2 separate regions of the Homo sapiens genome follow, and region 1 is linked to region 2. The links are chromatin contacts, found by Hi-C in ENCODE. All regions are on one chromosome and are shown on one strand. Each heading gives the region's core, a stretch centred on a gene start or an enhancer-like site at or near the end of the contact. The rest is flanking DNA. Distances are from core to core; before and after follow the strand shown. Region 1 holds the start of IPO11-LRRC70 (IPO11-LRRC70 readthrough). Region 2 holds the start of NDUFAF2 (NADH:ubiquinone oxidoreductase complex assembly factor 2).

Region 1 (7,253 bases), core at 4,497-6,996, 1.6 Mb before region 2:
CCACCACACCCAGATTTATTTTTTATTTTTATTTTTGGTATTTTTGGTAGAGATGGGGTTTCACCATATTGCCCAGGCTGGTCTCGAATTCCTGAGCTCAAGTGATCCACCTTCCTCAGCCTTCCAAAAGTGCTGGGATCACTGGTGTGAATCACCGTGCCCAGCCTCTCCTATCTCCTGATCACTACTATTGAAGTCTCTGTCCCATCACCACTGAAGCCCTCATCAATAGCTTGACACCAAACGTATCTACTCCACTGACAGGAAGAGGTTGAGAGTAAGTTCTCAGTTTTACATCCCAGAAATAAGAGATATGTTTTTAAAATTCCACATTGGAATTATAAATTTAAAAGTTATATGCTTTTAATTTATAGTTTATAAATAAATACTATTGATTTCTAATATTGGTCATTTGTTATGAGGGGAAAACAAATTACTTTCGATATGCCCTGCAACTTTAATTACAATTTGTAATACTCAATGGAAAAAATGGATTCTATTCTTCCTCAGACACAGTCACATTAAATTAGAGCCTATTTTTGGGTGCTCTAATCAAGAACTTTTAATAAATGGTAGAGATAAGAACCTGTAGTAAATGGTAGAGAAATACAGAAATCTTAAGAAAGGTGAGCTTCCTTAGCTATATTAATTTAGAATATCATTTAGTTTTAACTTAGGGCTGCTCAAAATGTGAAACAATGAAATACAGAAATTGTACCCAAGAAAATTATTATGCCTGTAACACTTCAATTATACCTTAAATAAGTTTTTTAACTGTACAACTACCAAACAACGGTGAAATATGAGCTGGCTAACATTTTTCAAGGGGGTAGCTACTTACTCCAGCTCTCTTTTGATTAGTAAAAAAAGAAAAATTTTTTAAAAGGAAATAGCTGACAAAGACTGAAATGAACATTTAATGAATACCACTGTATAGAACTATGGCTCCATATATAAATTGATATTAATATAATTGGTTTTCTAGTTGAGTCTAAATCAATTAGAAGCTATACTTTCAAAAAGCAAAAATTTTGATAGATTTTCTGAACTGCCTTTTTTGAATTTAGGAATTTTAAGATAAAAATACTTTGTTATATAAATTTTCCTGAACTTCACATAGCCAGCTGTGTTGCTTGTGAACATCTTTAAGAGGGTACGGTTTAGGTGGTAAGGAAGGGAGGCATGGAGAAGTTTTCAGCCTACCTTATGTATTTCTGCACTGTTTAAATTTTTTCCCAATGAACAAGTACTTTTAGTAATTAAAGAAAAAACATAATTGGATTTGTAGGAGTTGGGAGGATACAACAAAGAAAAAAATACATTATTAAAAATGTCTCTCAAGGTGAACAAAAAGATTGCTCTTCCATAACAAAACAAATTACTTAGGAAAAATAATGTTTATTTAAATATATTCACATTTTCTGCTGAAATTATAATCCCCAAAAAGGCATTCAGCTAAGCAGGGAAAAGCAAACCATTGTTTGAAAACCCTTTGGGGTTGGTGGGGCTTTATTTATGCAATTTCTAATATATCTTAAAATTACTTTTCAGCTCCTTTCTGATTTTCTCTCAAATATATTAAGAAAAAATTTTAAATACATATTTGTGGTTCAGGTCACTATTAACTAACCAACAAGCATAGGCACTTACTATAATCCCTAATATTCTGCAGTACAAATATTCTGCAAGTACAAATTTTTGCTAATAAAGAAAACCATTATATTACTTCTATGACTTCAATTACCATCTATATTAAAGATTCTTAATCAAGGGCACTAATATCTCCTAGGGACTCTCTCAACTTCTACAAGGTCTTATTCTTCCCCACTTACCTATCTCCCAAAACCACAGCTTAAATGGTTATTGTTACTGTAAAGGGTGCATCATACATTTCCAGTGTACTGGACAGATGAAAGTTTAAGAAATATTGGCCTTTACCATAAGACCTCGCTTCTGAATTTCTGCATGATATATATTTCCATGTGGAGATCTAATAAGAACCTCAGATTCAATCTGTCTAAAACTGACTCATTATTTTGCCCCACCCCTTTTCTTTCCCTAGCTTAGTGAATACAGCACAAAACTGCCTAAGCCAAAAACCTAACATCTTTGACTTCTCCCTCCCCTGCCACGCCTCAACCAATCACCAAGGCAGTTCATTTTACTTTCAAAGTACCTCTGGATCCATCCATCCTTTTTGCCAGTATCCTGGCCCAGGCCTCTAGCATCTTTCCCCTGGATTAGCAATTCAGATTCCTACTCACCTAATTCTGGCTCCGGTTTTATTGTTCCTTCCAGAAAGAGGGAAATTTCTAAAGGGTAAATCTAATCATTTCACTCTACTGCTTAAAAATCCTTCAATGGCTCTCTGTTGCCCTCAAGATAAAGCATGTAACTATAAAGCTTTCATCACCTGATCTCTCTTTCGGGCTTTAAATCGCACACCATCATTCACGACACCAGCTGTACTGAATTTTAGTTCCTGAAAAGCAGCAGGTTTTCTTCTGTTAACCCCTCTGACACGATGTTACTCAGCTCTCTTCACTGGGCTAATTTCTATTTATTCTTCGTGATCCAGTTTTGATGTCACTTTCTTCATAAAGCCATCTCTCACCTCCACAAATGTTATACTCAACAGCATCTCCAAGTACAGTACTTATCATCGCACTGTGCAGTAACCATATATCTCCTCCTCTAAATTTCAAGCTCTACCTAGAATAAGAACCACGTCTATTTTTTTCATATCACAATCCTAGAACCAAAGCAGCAATATAGTATAAAACTGAAAGCATGAACTCTAGTCAGAGAGGCCCAAAAAGTGTTACAAGCTGTGAGAATTTGGCATAGTTACTTAAACTTTAAGTTTCCTCACCTGTAAAGTATAAATAGTGCCACCTTTCAAGACTATTCACAGATTAAATGTGAAATGTGAAATATTTGGCACAGTGCTTGATACACAGAAATGTTAGCTATTATTACTTAATACAGTATATATCAAAGAAAATATTTGCTAAATGAATACACTGTTCACAAATTATTAAAAACATATTTTAATAATGCTAACCTCATATAATTCATTATATTTCCAACTAAAGTATATAATTATATAAGGAGGTTTCAGTTTAAATCATGTCCATGGCACTGAAGTTTCTTATAGACAATATTTAGTTGAGTTATAAAGCAGAATGTTCAAAAAGAATGACCTGTGCCTCATTTTCAGGAACAATTTGTTTATGAAGTCGAATCTGCTCCAAGCCAGGACTTTCTAGAGAATTTGGGGAAGTGTTACAAATTGAGGCAGTTACATTATACCTTGCTGACTGATAAAAGCTGTAGTATTCAAGTCTATTTTCCCTTGAGTTTTCTGATGCCTTTAGTTTTTGTTTAAACTGAACAACTTTGTAGATCAAAAAAATGATTAAAACACAAGCTAAGATGAAAAAAGCTAGCAAAATGTCAAAAGCCTCATTCAACTTCTCAACTTCTTGTGTACAAATTAGAGATGTTTTCCCTGACATTGAAGCAGCATCATTCGGTAGAGCACTGTTTTTTTCCAAGTTCAAGGTAACAGAAGTAGTAAGTTGTATTTGCACAGGTAACACTGCTGTAGTCTCTAATGGATTACCAAAGGCATTCTCTTGAAAAAATCTACCAGCAGGTGAAGTAGGAATTCGTTCCCAGAAAGTAATGTTCTCAGTCTCAGTATTTTCCAGAGGACTGCCATTTGTGGTTACTTTATGCCAGGCCATCATTAGCGCAGTAGTCTTGTGATGAATATGAGGAGATTTTACAACAGCCCAAGCTCTGGATACATTTATTGAAGATGTAACACAATTTGTAATGTTAATATAACGTAATGCTCTGCCACGCATGGATGGGGGATTCTGACAATAGATGTTTAGAGTAATGGCTGAAGATGCTAGCCAGTCTCGAAGGCCCAAAAGTTTGCAGTTACATTCCCAAGGATTAGAATTTGCCTGAAGATGAATCAATGAAGACAACGGCTTAAGGACCCTTGGATGCAAGGCTGTAAGATTATTAAATGACAGATTAAGGATCTTCAAAGATGCTCCCATATTTTCAAATGTATCATTATCAATGCTAATTATTCTGTTTCTATCTAACTTAAGGTAAATTAAATTCTTTAACAAACTGAATGTGTCAGAATTTAAATTCTCTAAATCATTATGACTTAAGATCAAATGTTTAAGATTATTAATTCCACTAAACCCATCCCTAGTAACATTCCTAATTCTTGAATTTTTCAGGAGGAGGTATTCCAGATTGGCAAGTCCTTTAAATGCAAAGGGCTGTATTGCTTCAATAGGATTATGAGACAAAGAAAGTCTTCTAAGACTTTTAAGTACTTCAAAGGCATTTGATGGTACTTTTGTTAAATTATTACTTCCTAAATACAAACAAGCAAGGTTTTCAAGATGTTGAAAGCCTGATTCTGATATCCTCAAAATGTTATTGTTTGATAAATCAAGTATCCGAAGAGCAACCATACCAACAAAGGTACCACTCCCAAGGACAGTGAGGCGATTCCTTTGTAGATTTAAGTACTGAACTGAAACTAGATCATTAAATACTCCTCTCGGAACAAAAGATACCTGATTATACTGTAAATATAAATTACGAAGATTTAAAAGTCCCTTAAATATTCCAGGATCTAAGCGTTTGATGAAATTATTATTTAGAAATAGAAAATATAGATGCCTCAATTGAACAAAGGCTTTTGGATATACATACAGAATGTTAGAATTATCCAAATACAATGCTACAAGAGAATGAAGTCCTGTTAATTCACTTTCATTTATATAAGATATATTATTCCCAGTCAGATACAGAAAAACTGTACTTTCAGGAAAATTCTTAGGAATACTCGAAAGGCCTAAGTTACGGCAGTTAATTTGTCTCCCAGTGCAGAGCTGACAAACAGACGAACATCCAAGTATTTCTTTGTGGAGTAATAATAAAAGATAACAGGTAACAACCAGAAACAGTCGTAGGCAAGGCAGAGAAAACTGTAATCCACACATATCCCTGTTCTTGGATTTTCTGTTCAGATCAGAATTGGCTATAAAAAGAGAAGGTAAAGCTTTAAATCACGAAAACTTCATCAAATGAATTTTTTTTATAATACTATAACTTCTGTATTCTATTTTAATTAGGATCAGCCAATAATACTATCATAAATCATACCATGGTAATAGCAAAAAATAATGAGTATGGAATACGTTCTAGAATTATTAACATGATCAGGCCATTAACCCACTATTTGACAAAATAGTTCAGATTAATGAAACATTTGCTAAGTTAACTTAAAAATTACAATTGATTACAACACAGGTGACAAATGATGTAGGAATGAGAATCTTTGAATTTAATATGTCCCTTTAACAACATAAAGTCTAATATCAAATAACATTATAATTTATGAAAATACAAATTCACTACAGAACAATTAAATTCTAAATTACAGTTTTTCACAGAACTATTTTTCATGTCAGCTAGAAGTTCATATTTAAGTAAATAATCTTACCAAGAAAAGGAAATTCGTATTATTAACACTCAGCTGATTCAGTAAAGGTTTTCTTTTTAAATCTGAAGAACGACATTTCTTAACTCCAGTTTGTTCTGTGGCACTGCTGACCTCCACCCCACCACTTTTTTTTTTTTTTTTTTAAGTCACCGTTTGCTCAGGAAACACCACTCTTCACATTGGTTCCTTTACAGTCAATGTGTAAAACAGAGGTTGCCATGGATACAGGAAGCTAAGAGACAGGAAGTAATTTTATCTGTGTTTCAAAAGTATTGCTGAACGGAAATCTCAGGAACTTATTTTTTCAGAATGCAGTTAGAGTTTTCCTAATATACACATTGAAATATCTCCTATAATATAAAAATAATAGTTTTTAAAGGATACTTGAAAACATTAGTTATTCAGAACCCAAATATCAATCAACAGACTCTAGCTATCAAACAACATAGCTACTGAATGGAAAAGGCTAGTTCAAATAAGATGTATATCGAGTAATACAATTTTTTGTAAACTTTTTAATGAATAAAATATTTATGTTGTGTTAAATACGCATTGAAGACTTAAACTTTATGCTTTATTCCTTTAATAAAAATAGGGGAAAAAATTTAGAATGAACATAAATGTTGTTATATTATCCTCCAGTGCTCTTTTTAAAATTTTCAAAATATTTTTGGTTGCAAAAAATACTGAGTACTACTTAATACGTGAGGTACTAATTGGTAGTAAGCTACTAATTAGTAGTAACGCACTAATTGGTTGTGTTGGGTTATAAGATGTTAAGAAGCTGCATACCAACTTACTGACATAGGTTATCTTTGCAAGAAAAATTGGGGAGAGTAAAAGAGGCGATGTTTCGCCCTATATATATCTGTATCAGTTTGAATCTTTTAGAACAAAAATGGAGAATTTTTTAACGTCATTTTTCAAGAATTTAAAGAATCGGATATAAATTGTTTATATTATATATTGTTCAGTCATTAACTTTCTTTCATTAACTTTAAGCTAGTTGCTTAAGCTTTCTAATTCTGACTTTTATTAATATTACTAATAGCCTGATAATATTCCTAAAATATCAAGTTATATAATTGTATACAACTCTCCTTTGATATTAAAGCAGTTTCATTTCACATCAACAATTACTTTAGAAATAATATGAATTATGTCCATATTAGAAAGCTGAAATAATACCTAGCATTATCTTTCTATGACTAAAAATTCAGCAATGCATACTGGATAGCAGATCGTTATCAAAATGACTTATGATTCTTACACCTATCCATTATGGCTGGTTACTGTTATTGCTATTTTATGCATTAAAAATGGAAAACAAAACAAGTGACAGAAATGATATGAATTTGAGGTAGGGGCTATGTTTCTCAGGTCCATTTTGTTTAGTACTTCCAATAATATACAAGGTGATATGAAGCTTGTCCCATGGATTTTTCAATTTCTTGGGAAAAATTCAGAGAAAGGGTCCTTTGAAATAAAAATAAAATTAAAGAGAAAAAACCCACAAAGTAATATAACCAGAGTATGAATTAATTTTGTTCTTTATGCCAAAAATATCCAAAGCAGTAAAGAACACTTATTAGGATGCAAAGGTAAAATTTTTAGGAAACTGTATTAAGGAAAAATGACAAAATAAAATCTCACTTCTCACATTCTAAAAACTGAAGGAAACTAAACTGACTTCAACAAAACAAGCAAA
Region 2 (7,151 bases), core at 2,207-4,706:
ATATTACTCAGCATTAAAAAGAAATAAACTACTGATAAACACAAAAACATGGATGAATCTCAAAATAATTATGCTGAGTGAAGAACCTAAAAAACAAAAAAAAAAAAAAGCAGAATATGTGCTGTATGCTTCCACTTAAATAAAATTCTAGCCAGGCGCACTGTCTCACATCTGTAATCCCAGCACTTTGGGAGGCCGAGGCAGGCAGATCACAAAGCCAGGAGTTCAAGACCAGCCTAACCAACATGGTGAAACCCCGTCTCTACTAAAGATACAAAAAGTTAACTGGGCAGGGTGGCACACATCTCAGTTACTTGGGAGGCTGACGCAGGAGAATCACTTGAACCTGGGAGGCAGAGGTTGCAGTAAGCCGAGATAGCGCCACTGCACTCCAGCCTGGGCGACAGGGCGAGACTCCATCTCAAAATAAACAAATAAAAATAACTAAATAAAAATTATAAAAAATACAAACTAATGTATAGTGTCAGAAATCAGATGAGTGCCTATCCATGGAAGCAGAAGCATAAGGCAAGACTAGAAAGGAGCACAACAAATTGTTGTGGATATTGAATATGTTAATTTTCTTGACTGTGTTGATGGTTTCACAGATATATACATATGTCAAAACTTACCAAATTATACATTTTAAGCATGGGCAATTTTTTTTGTCAATTATACTTCAATAAAACTCTCAAAATGCAATTACAATTATGTAAGAAAATATACAAATTAGTGAGAATATGTAAAAATAAAATATTCATGTTATTGTAGAATAGACATGACTGTTAATTTGAAACTTTAATGGTATTGTATCTCTATATAAATGAATGATACAAAAACTGGTATAAATATATTTGTTTGTTGTTTTTTGGGCTTGTTTTTTTTTTTTTTTTTTGAGGTGGAGTCTCACTCTGTCACCCAGGCTGGAGTGCAGTGGTGTGATCTCGGCTCACTGCAACATCCGCCTCCCAGGTTCAAGTGATTTTCCTGCCTTAGCCTCCCGACTAGCTGGGATTACAGGCGCGTGCCACCATGCCCAGCTAATTTTTGTATTTTTAGTAGAGATGGGGTTTCACCATGTTGGCCAGGCTGGTCTGGAACTCCTGATCTCAGGTGATCCACCCACCTCGGCCTCCCAAAGTGGTGGGATTACAGGCATGAGCCACCGGACCCAGCCATAAATGGATTTTTTAATGGGCAAAAGGTTTGAACAATACTTCACCGAAGATCTGTAGATAGTAAATAAGCACATGAAAAGACTGTCAACATCCTCAGGCATTAGGAAAATGAAACTTAAAATCACAATGAGATACCACTATATACCTATCAAAATGGCTAAAATAAAAATAAAAACACACCCAAAAATCAGATAATACTAAGTGCTGGTGAGGGTGTGGAAACAACTAGAATTTTAATGCATTGCTGGCAGGAATACAAAATGGTACAGCCACTTTGAAAAACAGTTTGGTAGTTTCTCATAAAGTTAAACACACATTGATCACACAACTTAGTAATCCCACTACTAGATATTTACCCAAGAGATATGAAAACTTACGTTCACACAAATCCTGTATGGGAATGTTTGTAGAGCTTTTGTCACAATCACAGAAACTGGAAACATCCTAATGTCCTTCAGCTTGTGAACAGATAAACTGGCAAACCCATACAATGGAATACTACTGAGCAATAAAAAGGAACAACTACTGACACATGGATGAATCTCAGCTACATTATGCTATGTGAAGCAAGCCAGACTCAAAAGTCTAAATCCTGTATAATTCCATTTATATGATATTCTAGAAAAGACAAAACTATAGGCCCATAAAACACATCAGTAGTTGCCAAAGGGTGTGGGAATGAACTACTAAGGAGTTGGAGGAAATTCTGATGGTGATGGAATTATTCTATTACTTGAATCCAGTGAGGTTACTCTACTCATTTGTCAAAAACAATAAAACTGTACACCATAAAGGGTGAATGTTACTGTATGTAAATTATATTTCAATTTAAAAAAACTCAGTCTGACAGTTTGCATATTTTTAATTTTACTGACAACTTATGGAAAAGAAACATCTCTCTGCTTGCAACCTGTCAAGAAATACTTAACACCATGCTATGTTCTTTGCAGGCTTTTTTCTTTTTTTGTGAGACATATTCCCTGCCTGACAGAGGAGCTCATTAGGGAAACAAGTCTAAATATTAAAATAAGTTACAGAAAAAGGCCAGGCAAAAATAAATTAATTGAGTGATAAATCACAGAATACATTTTATATGTGTGGGAAATGAATGGCACATAATCTTGGAAAGGTCTTAGTGCTTCTCAACATTGCTGATCTTATATTATCTCTAACTTTCAAGTGAGGATGTTGAGACTTGGAGAGGACAAGTACTTTTTCCGTGATTCCCGAGCTATCAGGTGTCAAAGCTGAGATTCTAACCCACGCCTCTTCGCCCAAAACCTGACATTTTCTGCATGCGGCGATGGAACAACACAGAAGAGGTTACGACGGCGGCTACACAGTGTGATTTCAATGGACAGCAACGCCTCCTTACTCCCCAAACAACCCGCTCAACTACTTGGCACGAATCCTACACAGTAACACCATGATTATTGCCACGTTTCTTAAATTGAGCTCAACGGGGTCTTGGAATGTCAACTCCCGAGAAAGGAATCAGCGAGCCTTGTGGGGATATGGACCTACTTCTGACAAGTCTTGGTAGTAAGGAAGGCGCATGGGGCCAGCGCCGGAGCCAGGGTGCCACCGAAAAGGGTAAACACCAAGAAAGAAGACAGCCGAGGCGCTGAAGATACTCCTCTTCAATTACACCACTCAGCTCTGGGTCACAAGGCGGGGAACAGCGTACGAAAAACCCCTCCCCTGGCCCTTCTAGCCCCTTTGGTGAAAGATTTCCGTGGACTTTTCCCTGCCTCCGTCGCCAGTCCAGGGCTAAAACTGAGGCTCCTCTACAGGCGTGGCTGGGAGGAAAGTGGTGGTGCGCCTTAACAGCGCAAGCAGCCCGGGGCACGCCGGGGGAAGGCGCTGGGTAGTAGGGACCGCGGACGCACGAGGCCGGGCCAAGGCGCCCAGAGCCGGGCCGGGTAGGGCTCCGATGCCAGAGTGAAGGGGTCGACAGGGGAGAACGAACTCGGGAAATTCTCTCCGGTGACACCCTAAGTGTCGCATGATGCGTTAGTTGACTAGGGGCTCTCACTTTTCCCTCCTTTACTGACCTCGCAATCACTGACCACGCAATCGCTGCCCACGCCGCCACCTCACCTCTCCAGTTCTTGTACTGCGGGATGTAGTAGTATTTGTTCCCGAATTGGTCCGTGCCCACGTGCTCCTTCACTTCCCTTGACAGCGATCTCCACAAGGCGCGGAACAAATCCTGAGACCAACCCATGCCGTCCACCCAGTTTCCAGCGCTGCCAGCAGCGGGACCCGCAGTAGGGGTAATGCTCCAGCCGCCGACCCAGCCCACCGAGGCGGAGAAGTCAGGTCGGCCTCCATCCTGGAGCCCTTCTAGTAACGGCGCTCACCATTGGCCGGATATATCACCGACTGACCAATGGGAGACTCTGCTGTTCCAGTCCCGCCCCTGAGCTCTGTCATGGCGACGTCCAGTGCTCCAGCCGGTGTGAGGACACGATATGCTGGGGTTTTTGTCCGCACGCCAAACGGGTTTGGAGGACCCTCTTCGCCTTCGGAGAGCAGAGTCAACACGGAGGTAAAGAAAACCTTACTTTTTGGCTAACAGGCCAGTTAGAATCTGGACCAATGACTGTAAGCTTTGCCCCACACTTTCCCGTCTCATCGCTCTCCTGCCACCAAACTATTATTTGCCCTCTAATGCTGTGTGGCTTGCTAAAATAGGATCCCTTTTATTTACTGGTAACAACTTGCAGGCGGGGGGCGGCGGGGGTGGGGGGGGTTCCCCGGGGGTGGGGGGGGGGTTCCCCCGCGGGCTCAGGTGAAGACACTATAAACCTAAATAAGAATACTTCGTTGTACTGTATTCCTTCTCTCTTAAGTTACTCCAAAGAATAACTGCCCTCCACGGACTCGTTCATTCATTCAGTCTGCATATTTAGTGAATTCCTACAGTGTGCCAGGCAGCCTATTAAAGGCAGAGGACACAGGCCAGGAATTGAACAAAGTTCAGAATGACTAGAGCGGAGAATTGGGGTAGGGACCATTGACAAGAGATGAAGTAGACAGAAACTAGATGAGGAAGAGCCTTGTGTACTTGAGTAGAGGTGTGAAGATGAGAATAAGGTAACAGCTATTGCATTTTGTTTTCTGCTTGGAGAATGGGTTGCAACTGAGAACAAGAGTGGGAGCCAAGTTAGGTAACTGTTGTGATTACACTTGTCCGGGAGAGAGTTGTTGGAAGCCTGGGCCACAGAGTTGCCAAGTAGAATAAAGATAGTGGAGAGATTTGAACAACGTCTGAGAAATAGAATCAACAGGCCATGGAAATTGAGTGGATACGTGAATGACAAAAAGAGAAGAATGAATAATGATTCCCAGATCTATGCCTTGTATAAGAAGTTGAATGTTGGTAATATACTCTGAGAGAGGGTTTTCCAAAGGGAAGAAGCAAGTTGTACTTTTAATTTTGCCCACATTAATTGAGGAACCTGTGAAGATATTTACTTGGAGAACACAGTTGCTTATGAGTTCTGCGTTCTGGAGAAATTTAAATATTAGTTTCCAACATTTTATCCATTACGTTTTCAATGTTGTGAAATATCTCTGAGAGTTCCTTTAATGTGTTTTTTTTGCCAGTGTCACTTCCTCTGACACATCATCAGCCTTTCATCACAATCACTTTTCCTCATTTATGTCTATAAGTTCACCTTCACTGATTTCCTCAGTCTGCATATCTAGAATGTCTCAAATGGCGGCAGTGTCATTGTTGCCACAATCAGCATGTTCCCACAGGCAGCTTTTTTTTCATTTGCTCCATTTATGTTTAATGCAAGTTTCACTTCTAGTATTATCACTCTTCTTTAGTGCACTTTCATTCTTTTGGCCAATTTCCTCTTTTAATCTGTAAAATTCCATGTGGGTTTATCTCAAGGGCACAGAAATATTAATAACAAACCTCCATGCTTTGCAGCCTGTGTGTGAACTGAATAACAGATGCACAGTGACCAATCACCCATAGACTTTGAAAGAAGTAAAATTGCAAATTGGTCAATTTTGATTCATATGTTATTTATGTAATGATTTGTGAACTGAAAAGCTAGTAGCAAACTTTTATGCTATTTCTCACGGTTAATAAACTGTGGTAACTGAAATTCATATCAGACTGTGCCAAGTGAGGATTGCTTATACGTTTAAGACAAATAAAGTATTTAAAAATTAAAAAAATATTTTTTTTTTGAGGCAGGGTCTTGCTCTGTCACCCAGGCTGGAATGCAGTGGTGCAGTTACAGCTCACTGCAGCCTCGACTTTCCAGGCTCAAATGATCCTCCCATCTCATCCTCCTAAGTAGCTGGGACCACAGACATGTGCCCACACACCTAGCTAATTTTTAAATTTTTCGTAGAGATGGGGTCTCCCTATGTTTCCCATTCTGGTCTTGAACTCCTGGGCTGAAGTGATCCTCCTGCCTTTGCCTCCTAAAGTGCCGGGATTATATGTGCGAGCTACCACACAGCCTAAAATTTTTTTAAAAATATTTCCATCATTAAGTGATGTTTTTGCTTAAACAATTATATAGTTCCATTTTATTCATAGGAGATGTCTACTGTTCTTCCTTGTCATCATGTAAGAGCAAAAGGATGAACACTGATATGCAGTGTTCACAGTTTACACCCTCTAAAAAAACATTTTACAACTTTATTGAGGTATAATTGACATGCAATACCCTGCACATTAAATGAGAATATACAATTTGATGAATTTTGACATATATTTACTTTTGAAACCATTACCATAATCAAGAGAACATCCATAACCCTAAAAAATTTTTGACGGTCATTTATAATCCCTGTCTCCCTTCTTTCTCTGCTTTACCCTCTTCCTTCTCTAGAAACTACTAATCTGCTTTAGGTCACTATAGATTAGTTTGCATATCTAGTATTTTATATAAATGGAATCTTTTTTGTCTGGCTTCTTTCACTCAGCATAATTACATTATTTTGAAATTTCTCCATGTTATTGCATGTATCAATTCCTTTTTTTTGCTGTGGAGTATCCCACTGTGCAGATATACCACAGTTTATCTAGTCACTTGTCGATGGACATCTGAGTTGTTTCCAGTTCAGGACTAATACATTTACAGCTGCTCTGAAAATTCATGTATGAGTCATTGTATGAACATATGCTTTTATTTCTCTGAAGTTAATGCATAACAGTGGAGCTACTAGATAAATCCTTTACTTTTTAAGAAACTGACAGTTTTCCAAAAGCATTTTCCAGTCCCACCACTAATAGGTGAGAGTGCTAGCTGCTCCATATTTATGTTTCCCCTTTCCTGCTTTCATTTGACTGTTTGAACATTATTTAGTATTCTATTTTATATACTATGGTTTTGACTATATCTTTTTGTATAATTCTTTAGTGGCTGCTCTAGGAATTATAAAATACTTACTTTTCGTTGTCTACTTCGGATCATTTCATTGTTTTACTGCTTCATTTGGCATATAGAAACCTTATCACCCTTTCCCCTGCACCATATATATATTGTTGTCTTATATTTTATATTTACATACATTATATACTCTATCAGACATTATAATTTTTTCCAACCATCAATCATATTTTAAGGAAAAAAGTAGCCATTATATTTAACCAGATAGTTATTTCTGTTGCTGTCTCTTTATTCCTGATGCCTCAAATTTCCTTCTTATATCTTTTTCTTGTCTCTGAAGAATATAGTTTATCAATTTTTTTAGAGTAGGTCTAATGGTTTCTGAAAAGGAATCTGCAGCCATTCAAATCATTGTTTTCCTATAGGTAATTTATCATTTTTCTCTGGTTGCTTTGAAGACTTCGTCTTTAGTTTTCAGCAGTTTAATTATGATGTGTCTGGTTGCAGATCTCTTTGGATTTATCCTAGTTAGGGTTCATTCTGCTTCTTGAACTTGTAGACTTATATCTTTCCATAAACTTGGGAACTTTCCAGCCATTTTTTCCAA

The links. Hi-C counts contacts between places; a loop is a spot of excess contacts on that map. Pooled maps may share reads with other maps.
Region 1: a pooled map shows a loop between it and region 2 (5-fold over the local background). The contact joins the promoter of IPO11-LRRC70 here to the promoter of NDUFAF2 in region 2. A Hi-C loop is called at or near these places in 4 of 50 pooled maps.

What each region holds. Positions count from the first base shown.
Region 1 is chr5:62,577,228-62,584,480 of GRCh38, reverse strand. It overlaps IPO11-LRRC70 (IPO11-LRRC70 readthrough), which reads right to left and starts at 5,746. Exons shown (of 4, transcript NR_073584.1): 1 at 5,546-5,746. The region is part of intron 27 of IPO11 (importin 11); the gene reads right to left. LRRC70 (leucine rich repeat containing 70) reads right to left here and starts at 5,662. Exons shown (of 2, transcript NM_181506.5): 1 at 5,546-5,662; 2 at 3,035-5,080. The coding sequence starts at 5,042. The coding sequence ends at 3,174.
Region 2 is chr5:60,941,510-60,948,660 of GRCh38, reverse strand. It overlaps NDUFAF2 (NADH:ubiquinone oxidoreductase complex assembly factor 2), which reads right to left and starts at 3,456. Exons shown (of 4, transcript NM_174889.5): 1 at 3,279-3,456. The coding sequence starts at 3,405. ERCC8 (ERCC excision repair 8, CSA ubiquitin ligase complex subunit) reads left to right here and starts at 3,591. Exons shown (of 12, transcript NM_000082.4): 1 at 3,591-3,729. The coding sequence starts at 3,653. RefSeq lists an enhancer at 2,691-2,820.